2 separate regions of the Homo sapiens genome follow, and region 1 is linked to region 2. A link is a loop called in an ENCODE intact Hi-C map of the cell type or tissue named here. Cell type or tissue: CD14-positive monocyte. All regions are shown on one strand. Each heading gives the region's core, and the rest is flanking DNA. Links, peaks and the distances in the headings are about the cores only. Region 1 overlaps AMMECR1 (AMMECR nuclear protein 1). Region 2 holds the start of LOC124905230.

Evidence for each region. Hi-C counts contacts between places; a loop is a spot of excess contacts. Peaks named below come from ENCODE experiments on the same cell type or tissue, not always from the same donor. Only the 100,000 strongest peaks of a DNase experiment are listed, where the experiment ranks them.
Region 1: it touches region 2 in a loop (3-fold over the local background); 1 of 110 quality-filtered maps calls a loop at or near these places.

What each region holds. Positions count from the first base shown.
Region 1 is chrX:110,272,095-110,277,467 of GRCh38, forward strand. The region is part of intron 1 of AMMECR1 (AMMECR nuclear protein 1); the gene reads right to left. Among named protein-coding and RNA genes, the nearest start is that of AMMECR1, 43 kb to the right of the region's middle. In CD14-positive monocyte, for the core only: no CTCF peak of the experiment used is centred there; no DNase peak of the experiment used is centred there.
Region 2 is chrX:110,173,007-110,178,379 of GRCh38, forward strand. TMEM164 (transmembrane protein 164) reads left to right here. Exons shown (of 7, transcript NM_032227.4): 7 at 239-4,782. The coding sequence ends at 445. It overlaps LOC124905230, which reads left to right and starts at 2,767. Exons shown (of 2, transcript XM_047442708.1): 1 at 2,767-2,811; 2 at 2,910-4,782. The coding sequence starts at 2,767. The coding sequence ends at 3,392. In CD14-positive monocyte, for the core only: no CTCF peak of the experiment used is centred there; no DNase peak of the experiment used is centred there; H3K27ac peaks cover 1,345 bases.

The DNA.
Region 1 (5,373 bases), core at 201-5,200, 99 kb after region 2:
AGTCCCAGCTACTCGGGAGGCTGAGGCAGGAGAATGGCGTGAACCCAGAAGGCAGAGCTTGCAGTGAGCCAAGATCGGGCCACTGCACTCCAGCCTGGGCAGCAGAGCAAGACTCCATCTCAAAAAAATAATAATAATTAATTATTTTAATATAAAACAAATCAGGCAAAAAAGAGCTTCTATTGAAGTCTTCCGATTCCTAAGCTAAATGTTAAGCAAAACTAAGAATAACAGAAGAACTAGGTCCAGAAATTTTAGAATGAATATTAATTGATACAGTCAACTCCTATTTTTTATGCCATTAAAAACTTGTATGGAACTTTGTTTTGGTATTTCCATTTGACTGTGTATGCAGGATGGTCAGGGAATTCGTAACACTTCAAACAAAACAATGAAAACAGTTAAGCGTTTTTTATTTGTCTTTATTTTCTTTTAGGTTTAGGGTTTACATGTGCTTGTTGTTACATGGGTATACTGTGTACTGGTGGGGACTTGGTTTCTAGTGTACCCATTAACCAAATAGTGAACATTGAACTGGATAGGTAATTTTTCAACTCTCACTCCCCTCTCACCCTTCCCACTTTTGGAGTCTCCAGTGTCTATTATTCTTTCCATCTTTATGTCCATGTGTACTCACTGTTTAGCTCCCATTTACAAGTGAGAATATATGGTATTTGGCTGTTTCTTAATTTACTTAGGACAATGACCTCCAGCTCTATCCATGTTGTTGCAAAGGACACAATTCCATTCTTTTTTTAATGGCTGCATTGTATTTCATGGTGCATGACACACCACATATTCTTTATTTAGTCAATTGTTGATGGACACTTACATTGGTTCCATGACTTTGCTATTGTGAATAGTGCTGCGATGAACACATGAGTACAGGTGTCTTTTTAATGTAATGATTTCTTTTCCTTTTGGTAGATACCCAGTAGTGGGATTGGTGGGTCAAACAGTAGTTCTATTTTTAGTTCTTAGAGAAATGGCCATCCTGTTTTCCATAAAAGTTGAACTAATTTACATACCCTCCAACAATGTATAAGCGTTCCCTTTTCTCCACATCCACACCAACATCTGTTGTTTTTTGACTTTTTAATAGTAGCCATTCTGACTGGTGTGAGATGGTACCCCAGTGTGGTTTTAATTTGCATGAAGATTCGCGATGTTGAATGTTTTTTCACGTGCTTGCTGGCTGCTTGTATGTCTTCTTTTGAGAAATTTCTGTTCATGTCCTTTGCCCAGCTTTTAATGGGGTTTTTCCCCTCTTGTTGTTTGACTTCCTTGTAGATACTGGATGTTAGTCCTTTGTCAGAAGCATAATTTGCAAATGTTTTCTCCTGTTCTGTAGGTTCTCTGTTTACTCTGTTGATTATTTCTTTTGCTGTGCAGAAGCTTTTAAGTTTCATTTGTCTGTTTTTGTTGCATTTGCTTTTAGAGTTTTCATCATAAATTCTTTACCTAGAAAAATGTCCAGAAGAGTTTTTCCTAAGTTTTCCTCTAGGATTATTATAGTTTCAGGTCTTACATGTAAGTCTTTAATCCATCTTAAGTTTTGTATATGGTGGGAGATAGGGGTCCAGTTTCATTCTTCTGCACATAGCTAGCCAATTTTCCTAGCACCATTTATTGAATAGGGACTCCTTTCCCCAGTGTTTACTCTTCTCTACTTTGTTGAAGATCAGTTGGTTGTAGGTATGTGGTTTTATATCCAGTTCACTATTGTGTTCCACTGATCTGTTTGTCTATTTTTGTACCAGTATCATGCTGTTTTAGTTTCAGTTACTATAGCCTTATAGTGTAATTTGAAGTCAGGCGGTGTGATGACTCTCAACTTGGTCTTTTTGCTTTAGGATTGCTTTGGCTATTCATGGTCTTTTTTTGTTCCATGTGAAATTTAGGATTGTTTTTTCTAATTCCATGAAAAATGACATTGGTAGTTTGATAGTGATTGTGTGGAATCTGTAGATTGCTTTGGGCAGCATGGTCATTTTAACAATATTGATTCTTCTAGTCCATTAGCATGGGATGTTTTTCCATTTGTTAATGTCATCTATGATTTTTCATCAGTGTTTTGTAGGTCTCCTTATAGAGATCTTTTGTGAATTTGAAAAGAAAATGTATTCTGGTAATGTTAGGTCCAATGTTTTATAAGTGTCAGTTAGGTCCAGTTGGTTGGTAGTATTGATCATGTTTTCTATCTCCTCACTGATTTTTGTCTACTTGTTCTATCAATTACTGAATTAATAATGTTGAAATATCCAACTCTAATTGTAGTTTTGTCTACTTATCCTTTTATGTGTATTTTTTTTCTTTCATGTATTTTGAGGATCTGTTAGGTACATACACATTTAGTATTTTGTCTTCTTGAGTTAACCACTTTATCATTATGACATGGCCCTCATTCCTCGTAACACTGCCTGTCCTGAAGTCCAATTCATCTCTTATTGGCATAATAACTCTAGCATTCTTATGAATGTTTGTATATCTTTTTCTGTCTTTTTGCTTTTAACATACCTGTGTCTTTATCCTTAAAGTGGGTTTCTTATACACAGTATATGGTTAGGTCTTGCATTTTTTATGCAGCCTTTTAACTGGAGTGGTTAGACTATTTACATTTAATATAACTGCTGACAGAGTTGGGTTTAAGTCTACCATCTTTACATCCAATATTTGTTTTCTATATTTCCCATTTGTTCTCCACTTCTCTTTTACTGTAAGATTAAATGAGTATACTTTAGTATTTAATTTTATCACCATTATTAGCTTATTAGTTATGCCCTTTTTAGTAATTTTTCTAGGTTGTATCGATGCATCTTTATCTTATTGCAACCTACTTTCAGCTAATATTATATCACTACAAAAGCAATGTAAAGACCTTAACGTATACGTCCATTTAACTCCTCCCATCCTTTGAGGCTACTGTTATACCTTTAACTTCTATATACCATATAATCCTATAATAGATTATTAATTTTCCTTTAAATAATAACTTAACTTTTAAAGAAATTTTTTAATGAGGGGGAAAATGTCTTTTATATTTACCCTACACTTGCCACATTTATCTGGCACTCTTCATTACTTTGTAGAGATCCAAGTTTCCATCTGTTATCATCTTCCTTCAGCCTGGACAGCTGCCTTTAAATTTCTTGTAGTTAAGGTTTGCCAGTGATAATTCTTTTCATTTTTGTCTGAAAAAAATATATATTTCACCTTCATTTCTTTTGGTCTTCATTTTTAAAGGGTGTTTTCATTGGTATCAAATTTGAGATTGGCAGTATTTTTTTTTCAGCACTTTAAAGACGTCATTCCATTGTCTTCTGGAAGCTTCCATTGTTTCTGATGAGAAGTATATGGTTCTTCTCTTTGTTCCTCTGTAATGTGTCCTTTTTTTCCTAGTGGCTTTCAAAATGCTCTACCACTAGTTTTCAACAATTTAATTATAATTGCTTTAGGCCAGGCATGGTGGCTCACGCCTGTAATCCTAGCACTTTGGGAGGCTGAGGTGGATGAATCACCTGAGGCCGGGAGTTCGAGACCAGCCTGACCAACATGGAGAAACCCCATCTCTACTAAAAATATAAAATTAGCTGGGTGTGGTGACGCATGCCTGTAATCTCAGCTACTCAGGAGGCTGAGGCAGGAGAATCGCTTGAACCCAGGGTGCGGAGGTTGTGGTGAGCTGACATGGTGCCATTGCATTCCAGCCTGGGCAACAAGAGTGAAACTCCGTCTCAAAAATAAATAAATAAATAAATAATTAAAAAATTATAATTGCTTTAGTGTGGTTTTTCTGTTTTGGATACATTGAGCTTCTTAGATTTATGGATTTACATTTTCATCATATTTGGAAAATTTCTAGCCATTATTTCTTCAATTTTTTTTCTGCCTATTTCTCTCTCTCCTTTCCTTATGGGACTCCAGTTGCAAGTAGGTTAATCTGCTTGATATTGTCTCACAGTTCACTGAGGCTTTTTTCCTTCCATTTTTTCTATTCTGTTTCAGATTGGATAATTTCTATTGTTATGGATACAAATTCATTGATATTTTCCTCTGCAGCATCTAATTTGCTATTTATTTCTTCAATGAATTTTTCATTTTTTATAGTATACTTTTCAGCTCCAGAAGTTCCATTTGGTTCTTTATATGTCTTTCACTTCTTTACTCACTATATTCATGTTTTCCTTTCAATCCTTCAACACATTTTAATAGCTGTTTTAAAGTCCTTGTCTGCTAATTCTATAACCATCATTTCTGGTTCTGTTTCTACGGATTGGCTTCCTTCTGGTTATGGGTCACATTGTATTCCCTCTTGAAATGTCTAGTAATTTTTTGTATGCCAGATATTATAATCATTATATTGTTGAGTGTTTGGAATTTGCTGTCCTCTCTTCAAAGACTGTTGAAGTTCATTTTGTCATGCAGTTAAATTATTTGTGGATAATTATTTAAAGTCCTTTACTTTAATGTAGCCTTTACTACTAAAGTATGACCCTTCTGGAGTCTCTCTGGAATGCCCTGGGTGTTCAACAAGGGCTCACAACTCTTGCTGTAGGAACTCATATATCTCTCAGGTCTGTATGAGCTCTGGTAAGTTTTCAGCTTATAGCTCCTGAGCAGTTGTTTTCTGCCCAGCCTCACAGTGTTGCCCTTGATACATGCACAGATTCATATTCAGCCAGAGATAAGGGGAACATCTATGCAGATTTCTGGAGCTATGTCTCTGAGTAGCTTTCCTCCTCCAGTACTCTGCTCCATAAATTTCTGCCACCTAGGCCTCCCTGAGTTCCTATCTCTGTCTCACCAATTCAGCAAGATTGCAGTTCTGCTTGGGTTCCCCCTCACAATGCTGTGGTCTAGAAACTGCCTGCTGACAAAAAGTCAGGGTGATGGTAGAGCTCACTTCGTTTGTTCCCTTTCTCTCAGTGACCACAGTCCTGTGCTGTCTGTTGCCCGATGTCTAAAAACAGTTGTTTCATGTATTTTGTCTGGTTTCTAGTTGTTTATGGGAGATGTAAGGTGGAAAGGAGCAAGTCTTGCACCAGTTACTCCTTCATGGACAAAAGTAGAAGTCTCAAAGCCCTTTAACCCTAAGTCACATTAAGGTTCAAACTCTGTGGTAGGTTTTACATATTAAATGTGGGAAAACCTATCACAAATAAGATTAGTGCCAGCAGAAAAATGGTTCAGGAACATCATTCTGAGCAACTATCGCAAGGACAGAAAACCAAACACCGCATGTTCTCACTCACAGGTGGGCACTGAACAATGAGAATACTTGGACACAGGGTGGGGAACATCACACATGTCATGGGGCCTGTCATGGGGTGGGGGGCTGGGGGAGGGATAGCATTAGGAGATATACCTAATGTA
Region 2 (5,373 bases), core at 119-5,118:
ACCGTGAGCAAAACTGAATAGCTTTTCCACTAGACGGCCCTCCGCCATCACCTCCAGAGGCCTCTAGCTTGACTCACTCAGAAAACCGAGGGGAGAGAAGAAATCCCTTTATAAACAGGTGGGGATTGGTCAATCCCTCCTTGTCTAGTCCCCCATTAGGTAGAGATGGCTGAACTGGCAGAAGCCAGAGAAAGCCTAAGGATGGTGAACGCTCACTCTACCTCCCTTGTCCCTGCAGGTCACCGAAGTGAATTTGAACAACATGCTGTGTCCGGCCATCTCAGACCCATTCTACGGCCCCTGGTATCGCATCTGGGCCTCGGGACACCAGACTCTCATGACCATGACCCACGGGAAGCTGGTCATCCTGTTCTCATACATGGCTGGGCCCTTGTGTAAATATCTGCTGGATTTGCTCCGGCTTCCAGCCAAGAAAATAGACTGAAGGTGCTTATTTTTTTTTTTTTTCCTCCCTGAGGAAGCAAGTCGTGACTTGACTTGGAGAACACCCAGTTCTTGATAAAATCATGGGAGAGGGCAGTAGGATGTTTGGTGTATTTCTTTTTCCTCCTTTCTGTCCCTTTCTTCTACCACTCTTCCTTTCCCAGCTCTTCCCCCTACGATGTCTCCTTGAGCCTGGGGTGTAGTGCTGGGCGCTGGATTTTCCTCCTTCCCTTTGGCTCTCTCTCTGCTCCTAGTGGCCTTACATGGGGAGATTGCAGTGAGCGGCTCTTTCACTCTGCTTGTCGGTGCTTTAACAACAGCTGGTTGAGGAGAAAGGGAACAACAAGTAGTAGTTCTTTTGGCATCGAAGCAATGAGATTGGGTTGTGTTTCATTTCTCCACTGCCAGGGACCTCCAGGCTTATGCTGGCGTCCCATTTAGTCTCCAGCACAGCCCTTACCACGGGGGACTGAGGCCTTGTTTCTATACCAGCGGCAAGCCCAGAGCCGAGGGATTTCACAGCTCGTGGTCAAGACAGAACCAGCCAGATTCTGGTCACTGGTGTCCCATGACTCAAAGTAAACAGCCAACCAGCCACTCCCTCCAGGATGCTGCCTGGGGTGGGAGGTGAGAGCACCACCCAGCCCAAGGGCTAGATTCCATTGAGAGGGTTGGAGATCTATTGCAATGACAAATCCAAAGTGAAGAGGGTCAAGATATATACAGTACTAGGCCAGACCCTGTGTAAGTTCTGCCTGTGAGAGTTGAGAACTGATGCATATCCCAATCAGAAGTGAGCACAGAAAACTGTGATTTGAATCATACACTCTGTTTTAGGAAAATGTTGATAATAGATACCATTTTAATCTTGAGTGCCCCTTAAATGTGTTCCCTCTCCCTTTCCCTCTCCCCCCACCCCTCCCCCTCCCCCCTCCCTCCCTCTTTCCCTCTCTCAGGCAGCTTCAGGGAAGAATGAGCTGGAATTGGCTGGTTGGTTGGTTTTTGAGTTTGGAGAATCCTCGCATCAGGGCCCATTTCTGGAAGATTCTGTAGATCTGTTTCTTGGTTTTACAGGGCCAGTGTTGTTTCCCTAGGGCCAGATTTCTTCAGTGTATCCACACTCAGTGCTGAATTGTTTAATGTGGGGGACATCACGTCCTCCTCATCCTGTCTACCCCCAAATCCCATGTCTAGGTTGAAAGGGGGCTGCCAAAGAATTAAGTCCTCATGGGTGGAGGTTCAGGTGCTCCACAAGGAGGAGCTTTTGTTGAAGGACTTCAGCTCAGTTATGCACGGACCTCAAGCAGGCAGGAAGTGGCTGGGCATTGCTGACTCCACATTGACTCCCACTAGGAACAGATTTGCTTAAGAACAGAAAAGCTCATTTGGTGATTTTGTCTGATGAGCCTCCCTTCCCCTGTCCCACTCTAGGCAACACAGTTGACCTAGACCAGTTCCAGTATTTCCAGTTTGACCGTGTTTGACCTACACTGAGCTTCGGTGCCTCAGTGGTCATAATTTTAGCAAGTGGACCTATAGGAAGCAACCCTGGGAGGGACCGTCCTTCTGCAGAGGCCTGCGGGCATTGAGGCTATCAATCCCCAGGGCTTGGGGAGCAGGAGGGGAGGGCACCAAGTGCTCTTACTCTCCTGAGCTCCTTTTGATGCGTAAGCTTTGTTTTTGGCCCTCTTTGAAGGCAGGGCCAAACTTTTCTTAGTGCCTCTCACCTTAGGGTGGCCCTCCAGGGAAGGTGCTCCTTGAATGGCTGGATTGGCCCTGCCCACCGTCAAACTGCTACATGTAGGAATAGCTGATGAGGAAATACACAAGGCCTCAGTGCCCCTTGGCCTCTTTACAAAAGGAGAAGTTGGAAGGGGATTGTGGGAGGAGCCCCTGGGGGCCTGGTCTGTCCTCCACCAGAACTTGGAGTTGCTGCCAGCAGAGGATCTGTGCCTCAGCTGAAGACTAGCTCCGGAATGTCATAGGGGTGTGACTGTGTAGGCCTTCTCCTCCTCCTCGTTTCTGTGGCATGGCACAGGTTGCCTGGTTGCTCGAGCCTTCCCCATGTTGACATCCTCCACAAGCTTGCCTTTGCTCTGTCTACAGCTTAGTACCCCATTCTGGAGGGCACTTTCTGGTGCTTGGAAGGAGAGAAGAAAGCAAAAGCCACATGCCTGGCATGGCCAAGCCAGAGACAGATCCACCTGTCAGAGGAAGGAAGAAGTAAAGGGGGCATGCAGGGCTTTTGGGGGCCAGATTGGCTCAGAAACATGTAGGTCAAAAGAATAGAGGGGGCCCAGTCTATAGGCTTCACAAGGAGCCATGGCCTGTATTTGGGGCATTGGGGAGCATAAGGCATCTGAACTGGTCCAGATCTCACTCTTATCTTGGGCCAAGCCAACGTGGAGAGAAGCAACCCAACCAGACTCTTGGCAGCCTGCCTTACAGGGTAGCCCACCTTATAGGGTAGCCCTCATATCTGCCCTGTGCCGGCCCTCTACTGCCCCAGCTTTGGTACAGGAGTGAGGGAGAAGCTGGAGCTTGCACACCCAGTGGCCAGTGGGGCTGTCTTCCCAGCTCCTCCTCAGGGCTTTCCTGTCAGTGCCAAGCCAGTTCCCCAGCCAGGTTTCCGTGTGCCATTTGCCAGCGTGTGGGAGCTCTGCGCGTGTGTGAGGGTGTTTGTAGAAGAGGGCAGTTTCCTTTCAAATGGCCTTAGGAAGGGAAAAGAGTACTCCCTCCAGCCCCTAGGTAGCCTTGGCCAGGGATGTGGGCCAAGAACAGTCTGTGGAGCTGGCCAACTTGTGGCATCCACTCCAAATAGCAGAGACCCAGTCACGCCTGCTTCTGGTCCTCCCTGCCCTCAGTATTTGGTTTTGTACACCAAAGATGATCTGGCCCATCTTCCTCCCAGAGGCACAACAGTAACATGTTCCTCTGTCAGCCTGTGAAGGCATGCAGGGTTCTGAAGCCACAGACTCAGTCTCCCCAAGTCAGCAATCTCTTTCTCTCTCTCTCCTCAAACTTCATCGCATTCATAGAAGCTGCTTGCAGGGTCGCCGGGCTAACCAGGGTGATCGGCGAACTTTACCGTACAGTACCTCAGTCTAGCTGTCAGATCACCCCTTTTGCTGTAGCCTCTGTTGAGGTTTTTATATTTGTGATCATTGGTAATTCAGTGTCCTATGAAGTGGGCACAGCTCCCCACAGAGAGCAAGTTGTCAGCAGGTCTCTGTGCACTGGTATTGGGGCAGGGCAGTGCCCTGGGGGTAAGCTAGGTGGCTCAGGGAGTGGCAGAAGGGCCATTTTTCCCTCTGCCAAAAAGACTTCCTTGGATTTGTAGATGTTGACCCAGAGTCCTCTGTCCCCTCCTGAAGAGGATTTTCTTACTGGTTTCTACTGAAGGGGAGGTAGGGGAGGAGGAAAAAAGGACCATGTGTGATGCTGTTAGACAAGACACTGACGCTGATTATGGAGGGTCTCCTGCAGGCCCTTGTGGGCTCCTTGGCAAGGCCCCAGGCTGGGAAGGAGCTCCCCCCACTGCCCATCCTGCCCGCTTTGTGGCGGGTAGAGTCAGTGACAGGGAGGCAGCCCTCCTTTTGTGTATATAGAGTGAGCTGATTTGGGCTCAGGAAAACCTAGTCGCTTGTTGCTCTCGTCTGTGACATTTTTGTACACTGGTTTGCTACTCATGGCAAGAAACAGACAAAGCCCCATGAAAAATAAAACAAAACAAAAGTCATTTCAAACAAAGCTGTTGTTTTGAAAACTCTTGCTTTCTTTTGGTGTCCATTTTGTGTTCTATTTTAAAGAATCTTTCATTTATATTGGTGTTATTGTAGTGAAGAGAATGTGATAGGCTGATCTGTAATGGTTTCTGTCAGGAGCTTAGCAAATGCCTCTGCCCCTCTTCCCCTACCCCTGTCCTTCCTCAGTTCCCAGCTGGGATTGCTATGCACTGGGCAGACCCGTCACTGTCTCCCCTGAACCCCCACACAGTGGCTTCCCTTAGAACCAGTCTTTGTACTCTCCCTAAACAGCAGCAGGCTTAGGATTTTTGTCAGGCTGGTTCTTGCGTGCTCTGTGCCCCCACCAGTTTGCTCACCTCTTGGGGCATTTTGTAATGTGTTTTCTCTGTCTTGTAAAACCTTTTGATTGTACCGAAATGGTATCTGCAGTCGCCTTTGGAAATAAATGGTCATTAATTTGTGTACTTAGCATTCTGAATTTTAGTCTCAGGTGTTTCTGTTGTTGAAGATCCTTGAATGAAAAGGAACCCTCACCATGGGGCTTACTGTTATAATGTTTCTTCATTTACTGTTATTAAAAGATTTATGAGAACCCAGGAGTCCTGGCCTTGCTTCCCAGAACCCTCTCAGAAGGCCCTCTGCTTTGAAAAATAGACAAAAGGGGCCTCTGGCCCTCCGTACTGTGGAAGACCCTCAAAGGACAGCTGGGCTTTCTCAGCACACTTTTGTCCTGGGAGCTGCGTGGCTGGTTGCCCTTGAATTCCCACACATTGCCTACTTCTGCCAGGGACCCAGCAGGCCATTTGCTCTTAGCAGAGGGCTTGTCTGCCGGGCACGTTTGCTGGGCTCTCTGGTACCCAAAGTGCATTGGGCTAGGCTGGAGGACTGAGCTGGAGAAGGCAAACACATTCAGGCCCACTCAACCTAGATTTCCTGAGGGCCAGCTCTGCACCAGCACTTCTCAGCACAGGCCTGCACCCAGCATGGGTCGGACCATGAACAAGATAGCCTTACCCTTTGGAAGCAGACCTGCTTTTCCAAGGCTACCTGCTGAGCAGCCCATGATGACTGTGATTGGCCCTTTTTACACAGGACAGAGGCCCTGTTCAGGCTTTCACCTGGGCTGCTGTTTCTGGAGAGGAGAGGTAGCCAGATAGGGAGGGGTAGCAGAACTGAAAGGCAC